Linked DNA regions of Homo sapiens: region 1 is linked to region 2. The links are chromatin loops, found by intact Hi-C in ENCODE. Cell type or tissue: endothelial cell of umbilical vein. All regions are shown on one strand. Each heading gives the region's core, and the rest is flanking DNA. Links, peaks and the distances in the headings are about the cores only.

The links. A loop is a pair of places that touch in the nucleus more often than their neighbours do. Peaks named below come from ENCODE experiments on the same cell type or tissue, not always from the same donor. Only the 100,000 strongest peaks of a DNase experiment are listed, where the experiment ranks them.
Region 1: a loop joins it to region 2, with 12 times the contacts of the local background. A loop is called at or near these places in 2 of 110 quality-filtered maps.

The regions. Positions count from the first base shown.
Region 1 is chr4:85,759,874-85,765,855 of GRCh38, forward strand. The region is part of intron 3 of ARHGAP24 (Rho GTPase activating protein 24); the gene reads left to right. Among named protein-coding and RNA genes, the nearest start is that of MIR4451, 40 kb to the left of the region's middle. In endothelial cell of umbilical vein, for the core only: no CTCF peak of the experiment used is centred there; DNase peaks (open chromatin) are centred at 828, 2,088, 2,778 and 3,518; H3K27ac peaks cover 4,379 bases.
Region 2 is chr4:85,838,713-85,846,841 of GRCh38, forward strand. All of the region lies in intron 3 of ARHGAP24 (Rho GTPase activating protein 24), which reads left to right. Among named protein-coding and RNA genes, the nearest start is that of MIR4451, 120 kb to the left of the region's middle. In endothelial cell of umbilical vein, for the core only: no CTCF peak of the experiment used is centred there; DNase peaks (open chromatin) are centred at 1,689 and 4,019; H3K27ac peaks cover 1,989 bases.

The DNA.
Region 1 (5,982 bases), core at 555-5,554, 80 kb before region 2:
TGTGAACAAAGACAATTCATCTCCATTTTCAAGGCTCAGTAGTCAACTCAGAGATGGAGACAAGAGGACTTAAAGATGGGAAGAAAACGTGTCTCATTAACTCACAGTTCCAAAATGTTACAGATAGCTGTGGGGTTTTGGTTTCATTTGGTAAAAATCAAATGAACTTTTTTTCCTTATTTCTTCTGAAGAAAAAAAATCAGATTTACTAAATGACATGTTAAAATGTTTAATTCCATTTATTCTTTAATTTAAACAACACAAAGTTATTTCAATGAGACATCTGATTTTAATCCCAAGTAATAAAAAACAAAACCTAAACATTGGCCTAACTGAAACGAAGTCTAGTTTAACTGGTTCAGGATTACATTATTTTAATATTCTATAATATTGCTAAAATATTATTCAGTGTTCACTATGTGCTGATTAACCTGAGATCTATAGTAATATTACATATCAAGGTTTTGAAAATGTTTTATGACTGACCGAGTCATGAGTTTTGGTTTTTTGCTCCTTATTTGTAAATGTTTCAACCATATGAAATGCCATTCTTTTTTACTGCAATGGAATTTTACATGCCACGTTTAAGAAACAGAATTTTCTACATGAGTCTTTCTTTAACTGTAGCATTAAGTTTCCCATATGGCAACAGAAATGACATTTTATTTCTGCTATTTGAGTAATCTGCTTCCAAACAGGAAAAGTGGGGAATAGGACCAAAAAGTCTGTGACACTTACCTTTGGAGCAGTACTTGAGCCAATTAAATCATTGCCATATGATGTTGTTTGGACCATAATTGCTATCATAACAAGATGCAAGAAGAACAGAAGGCCCGAAGCCAAAAAACAGAAGGCCCGGAGCCAAAAGGCCCGGAGCTTGGAAGAGTTCAAGTCCTATCACTTTAGCCATTCTTACATATTGCATTCAGGAGACAGTTGACTTGCCCCACGTAGTTAACAAATTGAACAGCCCAACTGTGTCTCATGTATGTTTTCTGCTTTCCAATCTTGACAGATGCACATGTGTTATGTTCCAATGGCTCTCTGAAAAATATTTCTTAACTACCTGACACTGCTGGTTTTCAGTCACATATCAGCCCTACTACAGCCTATCAATAATTTAAAACATAAATATGGAAAACAGTAATGAGACCTCTGCAGCCATTGTACTGTCGACAGGAAAAATGAAGACATGGTAATGAGGAAAACATTAGTCTGATTATTGCAGGAGGGAGACGTTCTCAATCTTTTGTGGTGGTGCATCAGCCACAATTACCTCCCCAGTAGTGCTTCAGATCACAAACACCTTGGAGATAGCTGGAGTTCTTCCTAATTTGATTCTCTCTTGTTATTTCATGTTTTATCACAGTTAAAGAAATACGTGCCCAAAATCTCATCAGTGCAGCCAAGATATTTCTAGAGATAGTTCTCCAGGCCTTGCGATGGCTTCTCTTTAGTTTCACTGTGGACTCAGTAGCTGAGAATGCTCTCCTCTCCCAATCTCATCTCTCACCATTCACTGGCATCCACCTAAAAGAGTCCATTGGAATGCATGGGAATCTTTACTGGCCTTTGGTTTATGTGAGTGAATTCTCCTATTGATTCCTCCAAGCTGGAAGTAGCGATCAAGAGAAGGGGAAAGATAAAACTGAGTGAAAGTGGTTAAAGGGAAACCAATAAGAAATACATTTGGAAATCTGACTAGATTGGTGAAGACTTTTTTATTTTAAGGAAGAGAAAATCATGTGATTCCAATGTGTGGGTCAAATGAAGAATGAATGCAGTATGAGAACAGGGTGGAGACTCAGATTACTCAAAAAGATGCCTAAAATATATGTTATACGTTTTCCGTGAGATGTAATGAAGGTGAATTTCAGAAGCAGTGGCTATCTCAAGGTGCAGCAGCTGAGGTGATGTCTTTTTACCTCAGGTTACTACAAACGCTTTAACCTTCTGGATGCTGGCTGTTCTTTTCCTGGGAAAAGCACAGCTTTCACTGAACCAACAAATGGTTTTAAGGTGCTTGCAGAGAGAAGGAAGACTGAGTCCATAGTAACCGCTGTATTATGATCAACAGTCCTATTTTGTTTCTTCCCCAAAGTTCCTGTTTATGTCTCGCAGCCTTTATATTGACTTTTTAAGAACTCAGCCAGTTGGCCAGTGGCCATGGTAAAATTGCACCACCAGTAAGTATAAATACATCCCATCAGTGGACACATCTTCAGTATTCTACTTAAACTCAGTTCTCCATTTGAAGTGTCATGTGGTTATGGGTGAATAGAGAACATTATTTAAGAAAGAATGATTTGTTTAAAATAGTGCCCAAATACTAAGCTACATTACGGAGCAACCATCAGTATCATTAAGAAATTTCATTCACTTTTATTTTTAAAAACCTGTAGCATGCTACATCATTTGCACATTAATATTTGACTCTGTAAGCATTTGGCTCATGTACAGAAAATCATATGATACTTTTTCTTTGAGAACGAGAAGGAAAGGAAAGACAGCGATTGAAGCAAGATCCAGGAGAGGGAAAACACATGCCCTGCTGCCAGCCTTCCCATTTTCTCCACCTACTCTGTACCAAACCTAATTAACATAAGCTAACAAATATTATTATTAACAAAACTGCGTTGTTTTAAAGGTGACTGTGCTTAGCAATTTGTGTATTTTAGCTGAATCATTCTTTAAAACAAATGTGTGAGAAAGATAGCTCTATCTTGAAAAATAGGAAATTGAGGGGAAACAAAGTGTTTAAAAACTTTGCCCAAGGTCACATAGCCCATGAGTGAATGAGCTGGGATTCTTCCAGGTCCGTCTGACTCCAAACCCCAAGTCCTGGCCAGAAGCTCCTCCAATGGCTGACCCAACAGGAAATAATTTCCTATTACACTTATGTAAAGAATTCTCTCCTGTGCCTAAAATAAAGAGATTTACTCTATACAGTTGGTTTAACTAGCGTAACTGTGAAGATCAACAAGCTTAGAAATGCTATTTTCTTTCTTTTAACAAAAGAAAAACAAGATGACAGGGTATAAAACAAAGAATCTATTATTTCGTTTCCAAATACACATTTTAAATTTAGTGACACAATAGCTTAAGTCTTCTTTTGGACTATTGATTTTCCTATTATTATCTAAAATGAAACATTTTTAAAAGCACCATTTTACCATTTTTTGCATCTTCAATACATTGTATTAGTATTTTGGATATATATCCACTGCCTGATTCTTATATTTTATAGTTGCAGGAAGCTACTATTCGAAGTGAAATAATTTGGTGTTGTTATTTAACTCTGAAAAAGCATGAAATATAGCAATCATTTGTGAGAAATCACTGACTTTCTGCTAAGGTGACTAGGCCATTTTTTTTATATTAGGCAAAAAACCAAATGCAGCAATCAGAATTGTATCCCATTTAATGTTATTTGCAAGAATGATTAACCAGGATGCCTGGGGCGCTTACATAAACAGCTGTGTCTTGTATTTTCCAGGTAATAAAACCTCTTAGTTTGGCATCTTGCAGGGAAGCCATTAGATCCACCCTGGTGCCACTGGAATAACTGAGGTCCCATAGGGAGGGAACACCTACCAACAACAAGAGGCAAGGGATAGGGTAGATGAGGACGAGGCCTGGATTGGAAGTTCAGAATGAAACTACCAACCAGTAAGAATGTAGAGGAGCCCAAAGCCTTCAGAGGCAAAGGGGGGTGTCTGGAATTACTTATTCATTTATTTTTTGGTTTGTTTCTTTATTCATTTATTTCTTTATTTTGAAGAGTGAAAATGTTTCAAATACTTCTCCCAAAATATTACTAGTAATTCATTTATTTCTTTATTTTGAAGAGTGAACATGTTTCAAATACTTTACTGAAATAATAATGATGGAGTAACAGTCTTGAGTTTTCAGAAGTATATGATGTACTAATAAATACCATCCAAGCAATCACAAATGTATGCTTTCTTACCAGGCATACAAGAACTAGAGTCCTTCACAATGAAGGCTTTCACAAAATGCAAAAGCAGCAATAAACAGAATTGATATTTACATTAACATTGTACATAAAATCCAAAAGTCAGCATCCTATATTTTTAATATCAATGTACATATCATACTTTATTTTTAATGTTAATTTTCCATCTCTCCCAAAAAATGTAAGATCTGTAAGAAAGTAGATTTTCAAATATACATATGTATAATTTAGCATCACATGTCATGCTGAATACCAAGGAGTTTACTAACAATGAGAGTTTCTGGAAGAATTTATTGATGGTTTCCTTTTACCACCAAGAAATCTCTAAGCCAAATTTTCTTTTCTCCAATTTTTATTTTTACCTCTTCATACTCAATTTTAAATTTATTATCATAAAGAGAGATGCTGAAGGGATCTGCTTTTCTATCTGCTATAGTGTGAGGGCTCTCGTGTGGCAACATTTTACTGTTGTTCTCCCCTGCTATCATCAATGCGTTAAAAGGAAGGGGATTCTACACAGGAATACTAAACAATCAATAAAACGCATTCCCAAGCAATATTAATGTGATGGAGTCACTGCAATTTGATTAGTGACCTTTTCATTCTTTGTAGAGATAACCTTTATTGATATCATTAACCAGATAAAACACAGGTTTGATGCAGCTCTTTTAACCACTGAGCTTGGTATTGATTGAGAAGCAAGATGTGAGATTTTGTTAGTGTTGAGCTGTTTACAGAAACAGGAGGTCCATTCCTCCCCTTTTCTTCAGCCCCCAGAGTAATTGTTTTTTTTTACCAGCAGTGAATACAGAGGAGAAACCAAGGACATTTTCTGACTTTTGTTTCTATGAACAAAAGCTATTTGGGTGAGGGATCACTTTCTGAATGCTCACAAGGAAAGAAAGAGGCATTCTATATTAATAATTTTGGTATGGCTTAAGTAGATCTCCTCTTCGTTACTGTAATTCTCAAAGATCTCTCATTATACAACTACTTATTAGCATTTGCAATTCAGAAAGTTTATACTAATTCTGCCTGTGTTTATGTTTAAACAAACCAGTATACTTGTTCCTTGCCCCTTGAAAGGCATATGTTATCATAGAGAAGATCTAGAGATTTTTACCTTATCTAGAGATTTTTGGCCCAAATGGCATATTAACTTTGAGGTTTGTCTGTGTCTGCTTCCATGCAATAGAAGTGGAACATTTGTTTGACTTTTTAAGTGAATGATTTAGCCTAAGAATCAAACTTTACATTTTAATTCCTGAAACTAATATTTAAATGAAAGTAAACTCTTCAGCTGAATACACTAGATATGCTACAAAAAAAGGTGTGTTTTGTGAAAGGTAGCTATTGCTTAAAATTGTATGTTTTAACGTAATATGGTAAGCCTGACTTGAAAATAATTTTATGGTTTGTGAATTGGATTGTGCAGTGAGTAGAATATTAGAGCACACCTGCAAGTGGCATTAAAACGTTTTTGTTTTAACTGATTCATACACTAAGCTTAGAGCATGTAGGTGTGATCTATGGATTCAAGATGAATGATTAATGTTTACCCAATAAGCACTAAGGAAAATGAGTTGAAAGATTCACTAAGGTCCATGTAATAAAAAAGATTTTGGGGGTGATATGGAAAAATAATTAGTCATGAAAAGGGTTTATATATTTTCTTACATCTCCAAGCATGATAGTAGTTTAAATAGAGAGTTGTAGGCATATACTACTCTTTACAAGCTTCTGGTATATTAAGAAAGAATATAATTAGATAAAAAATTACTACTTACTTGAAGTTTCAGAGGGATAAAAAGTAACAAAATAACCATGGAAAGTAATGGCAATAGTAAGAATGGATATGAGTGTTTATCATGAAAATGGAAAAAATACTCCCTAATTCTAGGTTTCAAAGACAGAGACCAGCTTTTCCTATGAAAAGTACATTTATAAAAATCAGTGATACCCACTCTATTTTAAAACACGAGATCTCACATACAGCACAGTTCTTT
Region 2 (8,129 bases), core at 1,238-6,237:
TAAGTGACACATTTTAGGGACGTTTTCTTTAAGACATAAACAAAATACAATTATTTTCACACCTTCCCTCCCCCACTAAGTCCATCCCTCCCTCCCCCAAGCTAACTTTGCCAAACACCTGCTCTGTTCTTCATTCGCATGGAGGGCCCACCTTGGAAATTTTCTGCTCTTCCTCTCTTTATTTCTTCCTCCAGCTGCGCTGAGCCCCTCACCTTTATTTGTTGTCATTATGCTGATCAATATTGAGTTCTATCAAAAATCGTAGCTCAGTTGCCACAACCTGAGCATTGTTCATGGCATTTTCATGAGCAACTAATTACCTTAGATGGCATCTAATAAATGTTTGGCACCTGCTTAATTCCAAAGGGAAGGGGAAACACAACAATTACAATGAACTAAAAATGGTAGCTATTCTCATTACTTTCAGCAATCATAATAAAACAGAGAAGACTCAGTAATAATAATTGTATAAATTATTTTAAACATTAAAAAGAGTAATTTGTAAGTATGTGCGGCTTAACATAGCCCTTGCTCCAAAGTACGTTTCTGAAAGAAAGTGTATATGCTGATTTAAATATGGATATCAGAGGATAGAGACTTTCTAGTGCTCCTTATTCTCATCTTTTATTAACACTGATCATCCAAACTTGAATTCTTAATAACTGTTTATGTTCACACAGAACTTCTTTATCAGTTCAGATAAAGCTTTAAACCTGAATATGTCTGGTCATAATTCTAACTTTTTTTTTCTTTTTTTGAGATAGAGTCTCGCTCTGTTGCCAGGCTGGAGGGCAGTGGCCTGATCTCGGCTCACTGCAACCTCTGCCTCCTGGGTTCAAGCGATTCTCCTGCCTCAGCCTCCCGAGTAGCTGGGACTACAGGCACGTGCCACCACGCCCAGCCAGTTTTTGTATTTTTAGTAGAGACCGCATTTCACTATGTTGGCCAGGATGGTCTCCATCTCCTGACCTCGTGATCCACCCGCCTCAGCCTCCCAAAGTGCTGGGATTACAGGAATTCTAATATTTTTTAAGAATAAAATAATTTCACTCTGTTGACTAAGCAAATGAAACACAAATGCTTTTTACTGGAGTTAACTTAGAAACTACCAAGTGTCTTTTTTCTGTTTTCTTTTTTTTTTTTTTTTTTTTTTTTGAGACAGAGTCTTGCTCTATCACCCAGGCTGGAGTGCAGTGGCGCAACCTTGGCTCACTGCAACCTCTGCCTCCCGGGTTCAAGCGATTCTCCTGCCTCAGCCTCCTGAGTCACTGGGATTACAGGCCTGTGCCACCATGCCTGGCTAACTTTTTTTTTTTTTTTTTTTTTGTATTTTTAGTAGAGACTGGGTTTCACCCTGTTGGTCAGGCTGGCCTCAAACTCCTGACCTCATGATCCACCCACCTCACCCTCCCAAAGTACTGGGATTACAGGCATGAGCCACCACGCCCAGCCTTAAGTGCCTTTTTTAAGAAACTCAATGGTCTATATTTGGTTGAAGAGAACAGAACAAAACAAAACATAACAAGACATGTGATAGAATAAGCTTAAGTAAACTTTGATTTAAAAATTACTTAAGAAAACTTATGCCAAGTTCACAATTACTTAAGGAACATAAGGAATCATTTTTCCTGGACTGCATTTTACATCCTGCCTTTAAGCCCCGGGCTAGTCTAAATAACAGCTATGAAGAAGAGATAAGCTTCAGGGTGCACACTGCGCCCAGGAGCCACAGAAGGTCTGATGAACCATGTGGTCTTACGAGCCCAGCATTTTGACTGGTCTGTCCCACTCTACACGTGCCATGTCTCCTTCCGTATTAATTGTTTCATATAATTTGTCTGTCCCTCATAACTGCTGTGGATCCAGGGTTTTGCTTAGTTAGCAGGATTGGCTCTCATAGCTTTGGTTCTGTATTTTAAAGGGAAGCCCATGAAGTGTGAATACTTTTAGAGATAAAGACTCTACCTGTGATGGATCAACATTGTTGAAATACAGCCTCTATAAATCAAAATTTAATTAACTTTATTTAGTATTGTGACACAGCTTGTTGGTAATCAACCTTAAGTTGTGTTAAAGTTGCCACCTGATCAACAGGAGATCATCTATGGATAAAGGGTATAAGCAGATAGAGCTATATCAATTATGCAATTAGACAGCTCTTACTAATTTATCAGACGTGAAACTGCTGATCATTTTAGGTATCTTACTTGAATTTAGTCTCTTCTTTTTGAATTTGGTCAATAAAGTGTTACAAACACCATATAAATGGAAACATTGAAGTAGGCACCATAATACCTGTTAGAGAAACCATAGAGAAAGTTATTTTGTTTTACTTACCTCAGTTCCATTTTAGACCTACCTATTATTATGTTTTAAATGGAATCCAGAAAAACTGCTCAGTAGGCTATTTCCATTTAGCTGCATTTGTACTTTTTCAGAATCTCTTTTTATATTTATATTTTGTTTACTTATTGGGCATATTGCTTTCAGGTCATATTGTGAAGTGAGAAAGCGTACATTCATTATTCTCATTCAAGTGCAGAGCTCAAGAATACTGATTGAAAATTGTATAAAATGTGTTAAGAGGAACTTTCTTTACTATCCAGAGCCAGCAGAGCACAGTGCTGAAGAGCCCAGATTCAGGAGCTAAACTGTGTTGATTGTAGTTCCAACTCCATTCTAAACTTATCTTAGATAAGTCATCTAATCGCTTCAATTTCCTCATCTATGAAATGGGAATTGTAGAACTTAACTTATAGTGTAATAGTGAGAATTACTTAGAATAGTTTCTGGCTTAAATAAGCCCAATATGTGTATTAGAGATTATTGTTATCATTATATTTTACTATAGCAGTAGCTTTGCACATTTGTTTATTTATTTTCATTTGTTTTTAGTGGAATCTTTCTTCAAATGACTTTGTACAAAGGTGTCCAATATTCATAAAGCAGATAAAATCCAATTTTGCTTGATTGAAATGATGGTGAGAATTGCTGTTTCCAGCCTCATTCAAGTACACCTGTATATAAAACACATTCATGGAGCACATTTTGTTCAGCAGAGTTATACAGACCTAGGCATCAGCAGGATGCTCCTTGGTGGTCTATAAAATTCATCAGAGAAGTGTATATTCAGTAAGTAGTTTTGAAAATTAAATAATAACAATAATAAATAATAGAGTTTATGTACCAGCCACTGGTTGTACCAGCCACTGTTCTAAGCATTCACACACAAGCCCTACTTGGCCTTTTCCCTTTAGGTAAAAGGAACCAAAATAGCAGAAATGTGCCTCTCAAACTGTTGAATATTTTAGGTATAATTAAGAAGTTATTGCCTGTTGAATTTGTATACTATATGTACTGTACTTGAGTGATATAAAAGGGGATAAATATTTACCTATCAAGAGGAAATTTCAGGGTTTCTATTTTGAAATACAGCATAGCTAATACAATCTGGATGTTCAGTAATGTATTCTTTGCCCCCCCGGCTGAATGGGAAGTAGTAGATGGGAGTTTAAGGCCTTTGTTCACTTTACATGCAAATCCTACTCTCTCTCTCAATCATTTCTATGAATTTGGAGTGCAGGCATAGGAGTCAAAACACTGGATTCAAATCCTAACCTGCCACTTTCTGCCTGGGTGATGCTGGACAAGTTACTTTACCTGTTTCTTAGTGGTCGCTTCTACAGATTGGAGGGAGCAGTATTATGTGTATCATAGTACTGTGGTCAGAAATAAACAGTGTAAAACATTTTTATTGTTGTTATTACAGGACAATAAATGAAGTCTTCCAGGTCCATGAAATATACAAAACATTACAAAAGTGCCACTTTACCTCAATCTGGACTCATAAAATGAGGAGCGATAAAGAAAACAACTTAATTATTCCGTGGTCATGAATTCGGCTTATTGAGAGAACTGGCAGGGCACATTATACACACGTCAGCTGTGGCAAAAATTAGTCAACATTGTTTGTAGAAAGCCTGTGATGTCTGCATTACCAGCTGTCTGGAAAAAGGAGAACATAGCTTCCTTTTTTCTGCTTAATGTGGTCTGCCAGCCAGCTGGCACTAGGGGAAGAGGAAGGGAGCTCATGTTTATTGAACGTCTACTCTGTGCCAAATGCATCGTGTAAGTTGTCTCATTTGATCCTCCCACTTTGATGGTGGGGTGGTATCAGTAACCCTGATGAACACATGGGAGACTGAGACTTAGCGAGGTCAATTAACCCAGCCAAGAACCTACCGGTAGTAAATGAGATTCTGACTCAAAGGGCAGTCAGGCCATACTATTTACTCCTATTGATAATGCTACAGATACTTTCCAATGACCAGTTGGAGTTAGCAGTAAAAACTGAATATTTCATAATAAGTTATTATTTTACATATTATTTTGTAGAAAATGCAAGTTTCCTTTCAATTTTCATGACTGCCTTTATGTTTTTAAAAGATTAGATTGATGGTACAGTAATATTTTCTATTTAGGTTAATACTACCATTAAAATGCCACATTGTTGGACAGTTCTCTTATTGTTTCTGTATGTCTAATAACATAAAAATAGATTAGCATAATTGAAAACTGGATCATGAGTCGGGAGGTCTGCATTCTAGCTCTAAGTTCTTTCATTATCTGTGAATTACAGTTAAGGAAAAATTAAGCAGCTGGTAAGTGGCAGAGCTACTATCCAAACTCAAGACGCAAATAGCAGGAGAGGCAAAGTCAACTCATAATAGGAAAAATTTGATAAATTCATGATTTTGGACTTCAAATTTAATTTAATAATTTAAATTTAATTAAATAATATAAATAATGTATCACAAATATGAATTTGTATAAATTCATGAGTAGACATTTCATAGAAAGTTTGCTTATCCAAATGTTGATTGTCAGGAATCAACATATCAACGTATTTTGTGTGTGATTTTCTTAATTAATACAGGGAAAAATTTCTTTAAAATGTTTTACCATGGGAAAAATATAATTTCATCAAACTAAAGAGTACTATGATAGTTAAGCCACCTATTTATTTACAGAAAAATCAACAAGAATTAGAAAACATGTTGGAAATTTAAGCCATAGACTATGTAATATAATATTTAAAACCATTGACTATGTTATTCTTTCCACAGTATATTATAAATGTTGACATTGATACAAAATATATGTTGAACTATATGGGGTTTTCTTTACAGCTAAATGTATAAAATTTTATCACTGAGTTATATTTCATTAAGTGCAGAATAATTAAGTAGAATGTGTGACACAAAAAGCCCTAAAACATAATTGATAACATATTTTTAAAGTTGTAATTGCTTATGAAAATGTAACAATTGATTCTAATTTAGCTTCCTCATGTAAAGATTAAATGAGATAACATAAATAAAAGGTAAACTCCTCCCTGAAATACATTATTCAATGTCTTTATTAGTATTGTTAATAAACTGTTATTATACATCATGATATGCTAGGGAAGTTTTATAAACTAGATTTAGGAATTTAGGAGGAAGAAAACACAATGAGCTAACACTGATACCAGAGATTAAAGAGATATAGAGTCTCCAATAGGATCCATTAGCGGAGGGCCAGGTTCCTGGCTGAACTGTTCGTTACAGCATCTCTAGCACACAGCTCTGTAGCCTACATATTATAAGCTATTAGTAAATATTTATTGAGTGAATACATAAACTTTCCCCCTAAACAAAAGTGTTAATTTAGGCCACTTTGTGATGATGTTCTGGGATTACAGAATTAAATAAAAATACCTTTAGTCTTCTATTCCACAGAGTTAGCAGTTGTTAGTAACAATTCACACATACATACAAACACACGCATACACACAACATAAACCCAGTGTCTTAGGAACTTAAAAAATGATCGAGATTTGTATTTGTATTTACCTGGAGGAGCAGATAATGAACACTTTGCACCTTTTCTGATAATGATTTGGATGTGTCCCGTATAAATTGCAATGGGAGTTGTACTTAGTTTTAAATAATTTGCTTGGTGATCAAAGTCAAGCAAATTTGTATTGGTATAATGAAATTGTTGCTGTATCTCATAATTCTGTTGTTTTATTGTTGTTTTAGTTCATTTTGTTGTCCAATTATAGTGTATGGAAATGATGATAGCCATGGTGAATCTTAGGGGAGATGGGGATATTGCAGATGTAGGTGTATAGGGGATGACAAATTGGACATTGGAATAGGGTTGGAACCAATAGCCAGTTATCTCTGAAAATGTCATGGTGCATGGCACCAGTTTAACAGAGAGATATCATTGACCGAGAGGTTGGAAAATACTAATCTGTTATCACTTCTCCCTGCATTTTTTAATACTTTGTAGGATGTGTCACTTCAACTTTAACCTTGAAGCAATAGTACACATTACCATAGACAATATGTTTTTTCTTTCTTTTGCAAGTCAAAAGTATTGAATTGTGTCTGGACAATAAAGGAAGGTATTTTAATCTTCCCGGGAAATTTATCGTTATTACTCATGATAATTTTCAGTCATAATTATGATTTTACCCAACCTGTGTAAAAATTGTATTATACATACAAGAATTTTATTATGCAGACAAATTTGAAAAACAACTTTGTGGTATGTCTTTACTTACAATAGTCCTAGAGGTTGTCACTACTGTTCTATTTTAAAGATTGGAAAATTGAGGCCAATGGAGATTAAGGCGCTTGTTCAAAGTTACATAGCTAGTAAGTAGCAGTGTCTCATCCTAACTGAAGTCTTACTCCCAAACTATAGGTACATTAATGTATATATTAATATAAATCATTAGTGTGTATTTGTTAACATAATTTAGAATTTACATACACTATGTGTATTTGCCTTCCCAGGATTTTTCCCTGCCTTTTATATTCCCTGTTCTTTCCCTTTTTGCTTACGCACACTTAAGACATAGCAGTGCCCCTAATCACTACCTACCTGACAGAGGCAGAAGTAATCAACACAACTGTGTAAGTGAAGTTACTAATATATTCTGATTATGGATTGGAAACTCCCACCTATGTTAATAGAGTTAAAAATAAAGTAAAATAATCATAGCTACCATTGGTGGGTATTGGGAGGATTACACTAGAATGCATTTTTTAATCTAAATAGAAAACAATTCAAAGTTATTAGAAAAGCTTATTTAGCTAAGAGGTTGTTTAAATTTAAGAATATAATTTTTTTTCTTTTTCTTTTTCTTTTTTCTTTTGAGACAGAGTTTTGCTCTTATTGTCCAGGCTGGAGTGCAATGGCGCGATCTCGGCTCACTGCAACTTCCGCCTCCCATGTTCAAATGATTCTCCTGCCTCAGCCTCTCAAGTAGCTGGGATTACAGGCACCCACCACCAAACCTGACTAATTTTTGTATTTTTATCACAGATGGGGTTTCACCATGTTGGCCAGGTGGTCTCAAACTCCTGACCTCAGGTGATCCGCCCGCCTCGGCCTCCCAAAGTGCTAGGATTACAGGAGTGATCCACAGTGCCTAGCCTCAAAAATATAATTTTAAAAAATCTTTCCACCTATTATGTTATTTTCATGGGGTTATTACTTACATGTCTAAAAGCCACACGCACAAAAAAGCTGCCTTCCCACAATCACTTTATCTCCACCCCCAATCTGCTTTCTGTGAGGTAAGGGACTTGGAAACAGTGGTCTACTTTCATAATTCAGGGTTTTTTTTATTATTATTATTGACACTTTTTGTTGAGAGATACTACTTTAATATCTTACCTATTGCTATTGCAGTAAAATAAGTCAAACAGTACAGCATAAATAACCCACTATCAAATATTAGGATTAGGGAAGTGTTCTTCTGAAGTCAACACTTTAAATTTCTGTTGGATAAAACTATAAAACAATCAATTAATTCTCACCTAATGGTGATGGGGTCATTCTCAGACATCGCATAGTGGTTATTAACCAACTTTCACTCTACCTTGTTATCTTGGATAAAGATAACTTGTCAGGATTCCAATACTGTTTTCATCACCATGCCATGAATATCTGAGAAAAATTGATTTCTAGCCTTTTAACTGGGAAAAAGCAATAAGGAAACAGACTTACACAGTTTGCTTTCTGACTTATAGTTAAATAGTATGTTACCCTTCAGTTATGGGACCACTTTT